Linked DNA regions of Homo sapiens: region 2 is linked to region 1. The links are chromatin contacts, found by Hi-C or POLR2A ChIA-PET in ENCODE. All regions are on one chromosome and are shown on one strand. The core of a region is the stretch at or near the end of the contact, and the rest is flanking DNA. Distances in the headings are between cores, read along the strand shown. Region 1 holds the start of MRPS23 (mitochondrial ribosomal protein S23). Region 2 holds the start of PRR11 (proline rich 11).

Region 1 (6,460 bases), core at 1,224-3,723:
TCTGTAAGATTAGCAGGACATTACCTATGTCAGCAGGTGGTTGAACAACTGAATGAGACACTTGAGGTTCCTTGGTACCTCCCGCGGCACAGTGGTGCGTGGTGTAAGTGCCCCAGGCCCTCACAGCCTTGGGCGGCTGTGGTCCCCACTCAAGAAGACAGCCTCAAATGTCCATTCTGCCTGCCCCCTGCTGCCCGACAGCTTGCTCCTGTATTATGAATGAATGTTTCTTGGGTGTGTACTTCTTGTGTAGCCTCAGAAGGCTGTTATCCCCAAAGTACCCCCAAGTCTGCCCACCAATATTCTGCTCTCAGTCACAGAAGCAGGCTGGAAAGGGAAACTTCAAAGGCTTGGAAGAGGAAGGGACCACCCCAAGATTAGCGAGAACATTTCTGCCTTGCAGTTCTTCCCCTATTGAGGGTTTGCGTCTTTGGTTCCCCTCCTTGATCTTGGAATAAACCCTTTAACTCTTTAGCTGCAGTGACTGCACTAACCTACAGTAGCAGTTCCTGGTGGGAGAAGAGAAGTGTGCCTGTAATCTGGGCTGGCAGATAGTGCTTGCTGGCTGGGACAGAATTAGAAAGTTGTTATGAGGCCTGGGAAGACTATATTTAGCTGGGAGCATGTTTACTCTCCCCAGAGCAAGGTCTTTTAGACCTCCTGAGGGCTGGGATACTAGAGCCTTTACACCTGGCCTGGGGCCAGAGCTGTGCTCTCTCTTCTCTGTTCCAGAGGGTCTGGAGGCAGCAGTGAAATCCACCTCAGGTTAGCCCTGGGCCTCAAATCACTGGATCCCTGGCGTGCGTGTGTGTGTGTGTGTGTGTGTGTGTGTGTGTGTGTGTTGTGGGGGGGGCGGGTGGGGAGCGGCGTTCTGCTGGACTCTTGAGCCTACCAGCCTCGAGCTTTAGGCATAGCTTAGGCGGCATTGTGAGGCACTGGAAAGGGCCCTGGCTGCCCCACCCCCCCAAGGCTGGCTCTATCAGTTGCTTATCAGACAAGTTATGTAACTTCCTGAGGCCTTGCTTTCTCATCTATAATGAGGATGTTAATAGCTACCTTATGGGAAGGTATGTGGATTCAGTAAGATAACACACACAAGCAGTAACTACTCATCAAACAGTCCCGTCCTCCCCTTCACCAGCCTCAGAGTGGGAGGACTCTAGGATGACTTGACTAGGCTCCCAGGAGACATTGTGTGTGATTCAAAACATTCATTGGATTAAAAGTTCAAATATGAATACAATCTCTTTACAAGTCAAACTCTGAAGCATGTGTAAAGGAAGAAAAAATTCTCCCTTGCCTGCCTGCAGTTTCACTCCGAGATATCCAATGTTCACAGCCTTGGGTGTCCTTCTGCAGAATTTCTATCCTCAAACACAAACATATATAGAGGTGTTTCTTTTTCCTTTTTTTTTTCTAACACGTTGAGATTCCACTAAACATGTTTCTTTGCAACTTCGTTTTTCATTTAAACATAAGTCATGTACCTTAACCTTGGTAAATACATGTGGATCTAGCTCATTCATTTTAATAGCTGCATAGGGTTCCAAAGAAAGTATGAACAATAATTTTCCAGCTATTTCTCATCTGATGGATTTTTTTTCCCACTACAAACAATGCTGCAACGATGATCCTTGCACAAACATCCTCATGAATTGATGCTTTAATTTCTAAGGGGTTCTTTCCCCGAAATATGATTACTGGGTCAAAGGGTATGCTACACACAGTTTATATTTTTTTACAGTTTAACACTGAGAGATGACTTTCTCCAGATTTTTTCGTTTCCCTCTCGGCGTCTGTTTGTTCCGGACACTTTCACTTTTCGAGTTCCAAGGAGGAGGTAGCCCGCGACACCGGCCGCGGGAAACACGAGTTGCAGCCAGCATCCTAGTTAGCGTGGATGCAGGTGGCACTCCGGGGACGAGGGGCTTAGTGGGGAGCACTACACAGCCAGAGGCGGAGGCCCGAGATCTAGCACGACGCTGGGCAAGTGACGGCCCCTCCCCGGCCTTGGTTTTCTTCTGCGTAGTCTGTGACTCTAAACAACATTAGGCTCAGCCTGGGCCTAGAGCTGGTGACCTCAAATCTCGGCCTTTGTTGGCTCCCCTAGGACTGTAGGCTGCGCTTCACCCCTGCTCTGCCCCACTACTTCTCCTCCGCGCGGCCCCACCTTTTCAGAGGAGTTGGCTCAACAAGGCGAGAGAGAGTAAAGCAACCATCATGATGAATCCCTCCCACAGCTCGGTCATTTATTACTTCTGTCCGGCTTTGGCTCGCTCCTGCCCTTTTGGCTCGGCTATCGAGTGCTCCTGCCTGAACCTGGCAAGTAACCTCGGAGCGCGCCCGTTCGGCCTATCACTTGCTTCTGCCTGCGCCGCTCTCCCGCAGGGGCTGCGGTGAAAGCCCAGCGATCCTTGGCTCGGCCAGCAACTTATGCGCCCTTTACCTGGAGCAGCCGCTTCCGGTTCCGGTAGCAGCTAGTCACGCTCGGTACCAGGCGCAGATCATGGCAGGCAGCCGGCTGGAAACCGTAGGGAGCATCTTCTCTCGGTGTGTGCTCCCAGCCGTGGTGGGCTGAGGGTGCCTCCCCCAGGCTGGGGTTCTCAGCCGGTCACGCTCTTCCTTGGAGCGGACCTGAGCAGGGCGAGGCGTATTGCAGGGTGCGGGGGCTGAGCTGGGTGAGGCCCTCTCATGTTTTCTCCTGGCTCCGAATAGTTGTGCCTGAGGATGCCTCTCCTTGAATTTATGTGTCATGTTAAAGATTATTGCAGCTGCCTCTCCCCGAGTGGAGGTCTCTAGGAAGAGGAAGGGAGGAAGAGCCTGATGGGCCTTCCTTATCAGGTCATGCAAGACCGCTCTTTGCATTTTTCCGTGACCGAACGTGGGTGGGACGCACAAAAGAAGATAGAGGGATTTAACTCTCCTGAGCGTTGTTAAGTTTGGTTTGGGATGTGGACAGATCTTCTCTGTAGGTGGGGAGCAGTCCTTCCCCGTTCTGTGTTGCAGACCGCATAATACCTTTAATGTCCCAAACTGTGCTAGACTGATTCAGGGGCTTTGGCAGGCTACTGCAAGTGACCCAGTTTCGTTCTGTTCCCTCCCTAAGGACTCGGGACCTGGTTCGGGCCGGGGTGCTGAAGGAGAAGCCCCTGTGGTTTGACGTATATGACGCCTTTCCCCCGCTGAGGGAGCCCGTCTTCCAAAGGCCTCGAGTGCGATATGGCAAAGCCAAAGCTCCCATCCAAGACATCTGGTACCACGAGGATCGGATTAGAGCGTGAGTGCTCAGCCCTGTAGTGGACAGGAGGCAACAGAACTTCAGAAGGGAAGGTTTCGGTAGCAGTCTGGGAATTCAAACATGAAATTGAGTCAGGGGTTTGCCCTGTGGAGAAGGCTTATCTAGCCAAATTAGGGAGGCAGCACCCCTTCCTCATAGTGAAACTGAAGTTCTGAAAAGTGGAATCTGGAGCCCAGCAACCGAAAGATCATTGCAATTATAGCCGCATGTTTCTGGGCATCTGCTTTGGGCCAGGCACTGTACTAAGCTCTTTGCAAGCATTATCTCATTCTCTAAAGGCCTTACTCTAACTTGTAAGGAAGGCATTCTTGTTTCCATTTTATTCAAGGAGACTGCGAAGCTCAAGGAAATTAGCTAACTTCTTGTAATTACTAAATATATAGGAGGGTGGCAGATCTGGGAATCACATCTCTGACTCCAAGCTTATGGTGATCATTATGCCGGCCTTCTCCACGAGTGGAGATAGGAGGAACGTGGTCTGTGGATCTAGTAGTCCGGCTCTTTGAAGCCACTCAGATGAAAGGATGCTTGAAAGTCTAAGAGAGGCCGGGTGCGGTGGCTCACGCCTGTAATCCCAACACTTTGGGAGGCCAAGGCGGGCGGATCACCTGAAGTCAGGAGTTCGAGACCAGTCAGACCAACATGGTGAAACCCCGTCTCTACTAAAAATACAAAAATTAGCCGGGCATGGTGGTGGGTGCTTGTAGTCCCAGCTACTCGGAAGGCTGAGACAGGAGAATTGCTTGAACCTGGGAGGTGGAGGTTGCAGTGAGCCGAGATCCCACCACTGCACTCCAGCCTGGGCGACAGAGAGAGACAATCACTAGGAATTTGAAGGAAAATCATGTGTTCTTTATTTTTTTTTAGCATCCCTTTTCTCTTTTTTTTTCTTTTTCTTAAGCTCAGTGGCAAGAATACTTCCTCTTTTATTATAAAAGCAACACATGCTACTTGTAGAAAATTTAGATACACAAAGAAAGCATAAAAAGAAATCACAGGCTGGATGTGGTGGCTTGTGCCTGTAATCCTAGTGCTTTGGGAGGCATAAGGGAGGATAGCTTGTGCCCAGGAGTTTGAGACCACCCTGGGCAACATAGCAGGACTTGTCTCTACCAAAAAAAAAGTAGTTGTCTTAGTTTACACTCTGATTAGCAGTTTCTGAGAGTTCTTACTTTATCCTTGTCAGTATTGATAATGATTATTTAAGAATTTTTTTTTTCTGGGCCAGGCACGGTGGCCCACGCCTGTAATCCTGGCACTTTGGGAGGCTGAGGTGGGCAGATTGCCTGAGCTCAGGAGTTCGAGACCACCTTGGGCAATATGGTGAAACCCTGTCTTGACTAAAATACCAAAAATTAGCCGGGCTTGGTGGTGGGCACCTGTAGTCCCAGCTACTTTGGATGCTGAGGTGGGAGAATCGCTTGAAACTAGAAGGTGGAGGTTGCAGTGAGCTGAGAGTGCACCACTGCACTCCAGCCTGGGCAACAGAGGGAGACCCTGTCTCCAAAAAAAAAAAAAGTTTTGTTTTTTTCTGATCTAAGTATTTTTTTTTTTTTCGAGATGGAGTCTCACTCTGTCTCCCAGGCTGGAGTGCAGTGGCGCAATCTCGGCTCACTGCAAACTCTGCCTTCCGGGTTCATGCCATTCTCCTGCCTCAGCCTCCTGAGTAGCTGGGACTACAGGCGCCCACCACCACAGCTGGCTAATTTTTTGTATTTTTAGTAGAGACAGGGTTTCACCGTGTTAGCCAGGATGGTCTCAATCTCCTGACCTCGTGATCCGCCTGCCTCGGCCTCCCAAAGTGCTGGGATTACAGGCGTGAGCCACCGCGCCCGGCCTCTTTATTCTCTTTTTTTCCAAAACTTAAATAGTCACAGAAAATGTGCTCCTAATGGTTGCCTAGGAACATTCTTTTTTTTTTTTTTTGAGATGGAGTCTCGCTCTGCCACCCAGGCTGGAGTGCAGTGGTGTAATTTCAGCCCCATGCAACCTCCACCTCCCGGGTTCAAGCTGTTCTCCTGCCTCAGCCTCTTGAGTAGCTGGGATTACAGGCTCACGCCACCATGCCTGGCTAATTTGTATTTTTAGTAGAGATGGGGTTTCACCATGTTGGTCAGGCTGGTCTCAAACTCCTGACCTCGTGATCCGCCCGCCTTGCCTCCCAAAGTGTTGGGATTACAGGTGTGAGCCACCGTGCCCGGCCTCCTAGCAACATTCTTAAAAATATCTTTAAAGTTCTCTATTTTTTCTTTTTTTTATTTTTTATTTTTAATTTATTTTTATTATTTTTTATTTTTTATAGTATTTATTGATCATTCTTGGGTGTTTCTCGGAGAGGGGGATTTGGCAGGGTCATAGGACAATAGTGGAGGGAAGGTCAGCAGATAAACATGTGAACAAGGGTGTCTGGTTTTCCTAGGCAGAGGTCCCTGCGTTCTTCCGCAGTGTTTGTGTTCCTGGGTACTTGAGATTAGGGAGTGGTGATGACTCTTAACGAGCATGCTGCCTTCAAGCATCTGTTTAACAAAGCACATCTTGCACCGCCCTTAATCCATTTAACCCTGAGTGGACACAGCACATGTTTCAGAGAGCAGGGGGTTGGGGGTAAGGTTATAGATTAACAGCATCCCAAGGCAGAAGAATTTTTCTTAGTACAGAACAAAATGGAGTCTCCCATGTCTACCTCTTTCCACACAGACACAGTAACAATCTGATCTCTCTTTCTTTTCCCCACATTTCCCCCTTTTCTATTCGACAAAACCCCCATCGTCATCATGGCCCGTTCTCAATGAGCTGTTGGGTACTCCTCCCAGATGGGGTGGCGGCCGGGCAGAGGGGCTCCTCACTTCCCAGACGGGGCGGCCGGGCAGAGGTGCCCCCCACCTCCCGGACGGGGCAGTGGCCGGGCGGGGGTGCCCCCCACCTCCCTCCCGGACGGGGCGGCTGGTCGGGCGGTGGCTACCCCCCACCTCCCTCCCGGACGGGGCGGCTGGCCAGGCGGGGGCTGCCCCCCACCTCCCTCCCGGACGGGGCGGCTGGCGGAGCAGGGACTGCCCCCTACCTCCCTCCCAGACGGGGCGGCTGGCTGGGTGGGGGCTGCCCCCCACCTTATTTTTTTCATACAAAAAAAAAAAACAAAGATGTCACACTTCTTTGGGACTA
Region 2 (6,667 bases), core at 2,145-4,644, 1.3 Mb before region 1:
TAAAAAAAGAGGGTGTGGGAGGCTGGGTGCGGTGGCTCACACCTGTAATCCCAGCACTTTGGGAGACTGAGGTGGGTGGATCACCTGAGGTCAGGAGTTCGAGACCAGCCTGACCAACAGGGTGAAACCCTGTCTCTACTGAAAATAGAAAAATTAGCCAGGTGTGGTGGAGTGTGCTGTAATCCCAGCTACGCGGGAGGCTGAGGCATTAGAATCACTTGAATCTAGGAGGTGGAGGTTGCAGTGAGCCAAGATCACGCCACTGCACTGGGTGCACACCACACCTGGGTGTGGGCCAATGTGAGTATGAATCAGAAATATTTCTCTGATTAATTTACCCTGTCTCTTCTCCTTACCATCCCCCTCCGTTCTGTCCTCTAACTTCAGTTGCCTTCACTTTTTTCATTTTTGTCTTTCACTATTGTCTATTTTCCTTTACTGTTTTTACTTAGAAAAATTTCAAGGCTCCAGGAAATAAAAAATTTACAATAGTATAATAAGCACTCATATACAGTTCACCTAGATTTACCAATTGTCAATTGCCGTCTTTGTACACACACTCTTTCTGTACGTATGTACAAATATATACATACATAAATTTTTTTAGTTTTGGATTGAATAGATTTAGTTGCAGACATCATGATACTTTACTCTTAGATACTTTAGCTTTTGTTTTCTAACATAAACATGGAAATTTTCCAACAAAACCACAATCAGTCAGGAAATTTAACCTTGTTATGAAATGATCTAATAAACAGCCCATATTCGGATTGCCCCAATTGTCTCAATATCCCTTATAGCTTCTCCCACCCTGGTTCCACATGCATTTAGCAGTAGTGTCTCTTTAGTACCCTTTAATTCATAACAATTCTCCAGCTTTTTTATTTATGTATTTGCTTCTTCATATTTATAATTTTGAAGAGTCCAAGTCAGTCGTTTTGGAGAATGTTTCTTAGTTTGGGTTTGCTGAGTGTTCCTTCAATGATTCTCCTGCCTTCAGTCTTTCTCCTTGCCAGTTCATTTTCCATACCAGAACTGATACTTTAAAACAAAATGAGATCTAGATATTCCCTTGCTTAAAAGTATTTGAAGGTTCCTTTACTCACAAAATTAAATTCCTTAGCATGCCTTTCAAAACTTTTCACAACTTAGCTCTAATGGCCCTTTGCCATAGTCTCTTCTAGTGACTAGCGGTTTGTACTTCCAGGTATACTAAACACCAAATACTTTCTGTTTCTTTCTATCAGCCTTTCCTTCTGTTTAGAGTATCCTCTTCCAAGTCAACTTATACCTAGCCTTCAAGATTCTGTTATTTTATCTTATAGATATTAGTTGAGTGCTTATAATCCACCAAGTACTATGCTAGGTGCTGGCATACAATCCTGAACAACACCAACATAGTCTTTGTCCTTCTAGAATTTTTTTTTTTTTGGGGGGGTGGACAGAGTCTCGCTCTGTCACCCGGGCTGGAGTGCAGTGGTGTGATCTCAGCTCAATGCCACCTCCACCTCCTGGGTTCAAGCGATTATCCTGCTTCAGCCTCTTGAGCACCTGGGATTATAGGGGCGTGCCACCACACCCGGATAATTTTTGTATTTTTAGTAGAGATGGGATTTTGCCATGTTGGCCAGGCTGGTCTTGAACTCCTTACCTCAAGTGATCCGCCCGCTTCATCCTCCCAGAGTGCTGGGATTACAGGTGTGAGGCACCATGCCCAGCCTCCTTACAGAATTTATACTGGCTGAAATGTCATCTCTTTTGCACTTCTATAGCACTTTATACACATCTTTATTATAAAATGTATTACATTTCATTGTAATTTTTGCTTGTATGTTTGTCATCCTGCTGGACTGTGAGCTTTTCAAGGGTGTGACAAATTTCATTCATCTTTGTTTTCCCAGCATCTAGAATACAGCAGGAGCTAAATAATGTTTCATTCAATAAAGAATGAAAAGAAGCATTCCTGCTAAGTGTTAGCTAGCAAGTGTTATTTTAGTTAAGGAATATATTCTAATATTGTCAAATTCTCTTGGTTAGGGAGGTTTTTACTTCTTCATATCATACCACATCTTCATATGGCTAAAAGATGGGTCTAAAGCTATTTTCCAATAGGAAGATGCAATAAATAATACAGTAAGAATTACAGTCTTTTGCAGGAGTTGGCGCTGCTGCTTCTGTGAAAACTCCACCCAATGATATGAAAAGTTCTTTGCGGCCGAGCGTGGTGGCTCACGCCTGTAATCCCAGCACTTTGGGAGGCTGAGGCTGGTGGATCACGAGGTCAGGAAATCGAGACCATCCTGGCCAAGAGGGTGAAACCCCGTCTCTACTAAAAATACAAAAATTAGCCGGGCGTGCTGGCGTGCGCCTGTACTCCCAGCTACTCAGGAGGCTGAGGTTGTAGTGGGCCGAGATTGTGCCACTGTACTCCAGCCTAGGCGACAGAGCGAGACTCCGTCACAAAAAAAGAAAAAAAAAAAAAAGAAAGAAAGAGAAGAAAAGTTCTTTGTTCTGGGGTACTTTCAAAGCTGTAGCAGCAACGGAAATGACTGTTGCATTTCATTGCCATCTTCCTAAAACACATTTTTATGGAAGTCTCTTGCGCTCCTCCACAAATAGCCTTCAATTACTTAATTTCCATTAGCAGTCCAATTGATTCTTCTTGAACACCCATAGCACTATTTCTGGGTACTTGCTTTTTTTAAATTTTATGTTTTATGCTTTTTTTTTTTTAAGCATTGCTGTTTTTGTTCTGTCTTGTTTTTCCAAAGAGACTGCAGCTCCCTAAAGTCTCATCCCGCACAGTATTAGGCACTCAGTAAACAGGACACGCATTTAAAATTGACACTCTAACAGCATGCCAGACAATATCGAGTAACATAGTAATATTCCCAGTCAAGAAATGTACCAACTTAAACTTTAATGTGCATAGAAATCACTCAGGGAAATCTTGTTAAAATGTATATTCTGATTTAGTAAATTTGGGTGGAGTCCGATAATTTGCATTTGTAACAAGCAAACAAGAGATGCGGATGCCGCTGATCTGTGGACTTGCATTGAGCAGCAAATATGTAAAGAAATGTTCAAAAGGAAGGCAGATGCTTTGCTCCAAAACGTATCTTGCGAAGTGTTAATTAAATAGAAGTATGGTTAAGATGAAGCCAGGCCGAGCACTTCTTCCCCAGCCCCAAACCTCCCCTTCCTCCTTTCCATTTCCCCTTCGTGTCCAGCCAAAGTCCCCACCTCCCTAAACCATAAAAACACAAGCAGCAACAGGCCCAGCTACTCAAGACGCGAGCTCAGATAACAAAGAAATAATCGTTCCTGCACTTACTAGTCTAAGAGCCGGGGGAGTCGATGGAGTCCGGGCTGTGGCCTCTCCCACGCCATAAAGAAAAATTCAAAATTAAATCCTTGTCAGGGAGAGGCCAATCGTAGACACGGTCTCTGCACGATTCGCTCTTCGGATGGTGTAGGAGCACAGCCCGGCTTGTGATTGGCTGAGATAGCACAGAGCTCCAGCCAATCAGAGCTGAGGCGCTTCTGGTATGAATAAGGAGAAGGCGGGAGAGAAGGGGAAGGAAAGCCGGAGGGGAAAGAAGGTGTGTTACGTCCCCTCTGCTGTCGGTGGAAGCTCTGGTGTGATTGGTTGGCTCTTCTTCCAATTGCACCAATCTCAAGCTCTTCTCTGCAGAGCCCTAACTACAAAATTGAAAGTAGAGAGGAGGGGGCAGCCAATGGAAAAAAAAATTTGCACAGCAGCCAATCCTCCTGCGGCGTTTTGTGCCTTTGCCCAACAGGAAAATGTGTCTCATGCAGAGGGGCGTTACCCAGTCTCCAATGGGCGGGAGCCGGTGGAACGGAGGAGCCAATGAGTGCGAGATGTTGAGTGACAGCTGTCCAATGGAGGCCCTCCGTGCTAGTACGGCTTGCGGCTTAAGCGCCGCCGCGGTCTGCGGAATGTCAACTATTCAACATGGAGGCGGAGGTCGATAAGCTGGAACTGATGGTGAGTGCAAAGTGAAGGAGATCTACTGGGTAGTTTATTTTTCCCCCATGGCCTCGGAGGTGGGGCACAATTTGGAGTCGCCGGAAACTCCGGGCGGCGGAGGCTGGACCAGAGTCGAGTTCCCTCCTCCTGCACCAAAGGGAGCCGCCACCGTCTGGTGTCTAAACCGCCTCGGGTAAGGGGTTACATCCGGGAAACTCGTCAGGGAAATGGCGGGAGATGCTGAGGGTGCGGGGCCTTTGGAATTCCTTGTTCCTTGCCCTCACCTTTACACCCCTTACGAAACTGCGCCGGGTGCAGACCGCATTCTGTGTTTGTACCAAAAAAGATGTGAATGGAACGGTCCCTAAGCGTCCCAAGAAGGGAGAGGTGGTTCACACTCCAAGAAAGGGGAACGGAGGGTGGGGTGGGGAATAAACTGACGGGGGCGAGGAGAAATCCCTGTAGGGCCAACCCGCTCACGTTCTAAAAGGCGGGCCGAGAAAGTCTGAGAAAGGATGCTAGACTTGTATGCACAACTTCCTAACGGCCAAGGAACCCGTTTCTGTTTGATCCGGAGGTGGCAAACCGTGGGTGAGGGAAGAGGTGTGAGCGAAGGGGATCGTAACCACGAGCTCCGCTCCCGGAGCGCGGGCGGGATTGAGACAGGAAAGGCATCCTGCTCTGGAGTTGTGCACTTTCATTCATCTGTGAAAGTAGAAAACGGGGGCGAAGAATTGGAAAGCACTCCCGTTGTTGCTGGCGTGTTTGGCCTGCTCGGGGGGCGCCCAGCTGGGGGGCTGTCCTAGTTTTCTTTAAGGATCCGTCCCTCACTTGTTCTCTTTATTCCCTCCCTCCCATCCTTAGATTACCAGCTTGATCGCCCGCGCTTTTTTCCTCTTAGTGTCCTTGTTCTGTCTTCAGCCCTTTTCGTTCAGCATTATCTTTTTTTTCTTTTCTTTTCTTTTTTTTTTTTTTTCCCAGGTTGGGCTGCTTTCCTTAAAAACCTGGACTTTGGAGGAAGCGCCTGCCACTGAGCTCCTGTCTTTTTTTGTTTGTTTGCTTGTCTGTTAAATACGATTGGCCGGGCGCGGTGGCTCACGCCTGTAATCCCGGCACTTTGGGAGGCCGAGGCGGGCGGATCAAGAGGTCAAGACATTGAGACTACCCTGGCCAACATGGTGAAACTCCGTCTATACTAAAAATAAAAAAATTAGCCGGGTGTGATGGCACGCGCCTGTAGTCCCAGCTACTCGGGAGGCTGAGGCAGGAGGATCGCTTCAACCTGGGAGACGGAGGTTGCAGTGAGCCGAGATCGCGTCACTGTACTCCGGCCTTGCGACAGAGACAACGTCTCAAAAAAAAAAAAGATTAAGTTTTAAAAAAGTAAAAGACTTCTTTCTTCGTTTGTAATCCGTCCCTCCTTCCCACGCCATTCCCTGGCATTACTGCTTAGGTATCCTTTGTGCCTGCCCTGCTTTCTTCAAGCTGAATCTTGGGTCTCTAACTTCTTCCTTGGAAAGGATGGGTGGTGATCCTGGAAGAAACCTCACCCACCCCCCATTCCCACCCCAGAAAAAGTGAGGCCTTGATATATCTTATTTTCTTCTGTTGTGCTAATGAATTGGAGTGCCTCTCATATACAAATTTAATTTGAAGGCTTTCAATTACTTTTAGCATTTTGTGTTTAAATTTTCTTTGTGCAGTGTGTGTGGGGTTGGAGAAGTGTAGGGAGAAATGGGAGGGAAGAAGGAAGAATTTCCTGCAGATTTTCAAACCTGTAATAATGAACTTTTAGTTTTAAGTTTTATTATCATTTAAAAAAAACAAAATGTTAAGCATTGTAATTTGATTCTGTCAACAGGCTTAAATGTTAAGACTATCTTGCCCTTCTCCCATTCTGAATTCCTCCCTACTGATATAGATATTTCTGCTTAAATTCATAATTCATTTCTGCTAAATGATGCTAATTCTGCTTTTAACAGGTTGTTTGCTTCTCAAATTGGCTGTTTCTAATTTTTAAACTTCGTCTGGCTTTTACAGTAGAGTCAGTATTCTCACAGGACTTCTTTAGATTGAACAAATTCTCTTTTAAGTGAACAATGATGAAGTAAACATTTTGAAAAAGTAGGTTTTAGAAAATTATAAGGTAGCCAGACATTTAAACTTTTAGGTATTGTTTGAATGATGGGGTAGTATTTAAATTCTTTTTGAAGACAGGAAAAAAAGAAATGAGGTTTTTTTCCTTTCTTACATCCTTGCAAGTAAATTAGTGGTAGCTTTTTTTTTTTTCCTTTCAGGTTATTAGTTTGTTTCCATAATTATTAGGGTTTAGAAATGAATTTTTATCATGGCTCTAATTATTACTGCTTTGTGTTGACTAGATAATAAAAGACAGTGCATCTCATCTTCAGATTTACCATGTGCTTCTAGAAAAAAATGTTATACTTGTGGACCAGTTTATTTTATAAGATTTTAAGAGTAAATGATTCCTGTGCTATCTTCTGATTTTTGGTTTTACATCAGTTAAATAAAGGATTTGTCAAGGTAAAAGGAAATGCATAATATTTAATTTGAAAAGAAAGTGTTTATCCTAATTTTGTTAATACCTTAAATTTTTTAAATATTTTTCTTGTTTGTAATAACTTCCAATTCAGAAAGTTAAACACTTATCTTTTA

What was found. Hi-C counts contacts between places; a loop is a spot of excess contacts on that map. ChIA-PET counts read pairs that join two places held with the same protein, here RNA polymerase II (POLR2A). Pooled maps may share reads with other maps.
Region 2: a map of naive thymus-derived CD4-positive, alpha-beta T cell shows a loop between it and region 1 (19-fold over the local background). The contact joins the promoter of PRR11 here to the promoter of MRPS23 in region 1. A Hi-C loop is called at or near these places in 1 of 168 maps with a recorded cell type or tissue (naive thymus-derived CD4-positive, alpha-beta T cell) and 9 of 50 pooled maps. POLR2A ChIA-PET finds 5 or more read pairs at or near these places in 1 of 52 experiments (T-cell).

Annotation. Positions count from the first base shown.
Region 1 is chr17:57,846,057-57,852,516 of GRCh38, reverse strand. It overlaps MRPS23 (mitochondrial ribosomal protein S23), which reads left to right and starts at 2,473. Exons shown (of 5, transcript NM_016070.4): 1 at 2,473-2,550; 2 at 3,107-3,277. The coding sequence starts at 2,507. RefSeq lists enhancers at 1,978-2,487, 2,163-2,492, 5,678-6,285.
Region 2 is chr17:59,152,473-59,159,139 of GRCh38, reverse strand. It overlaps PRR11 (proline rich 11), which reads right to left and starts at 3,394. Exons shown (of 10, transcript NM_018304.4): 1 at 3,335-3,394. SKA2 (spindle and kinetochore associated complex subunit 2) reads left to right here and starts at 3,954. Exons shown (of 4, transcript NM_182620.4): 1 at 3,954-4,009. The coding sequence starts at 3,977. RefSeq lists enhancers at 1-908, 3,217-3,266, 3,927-4,166.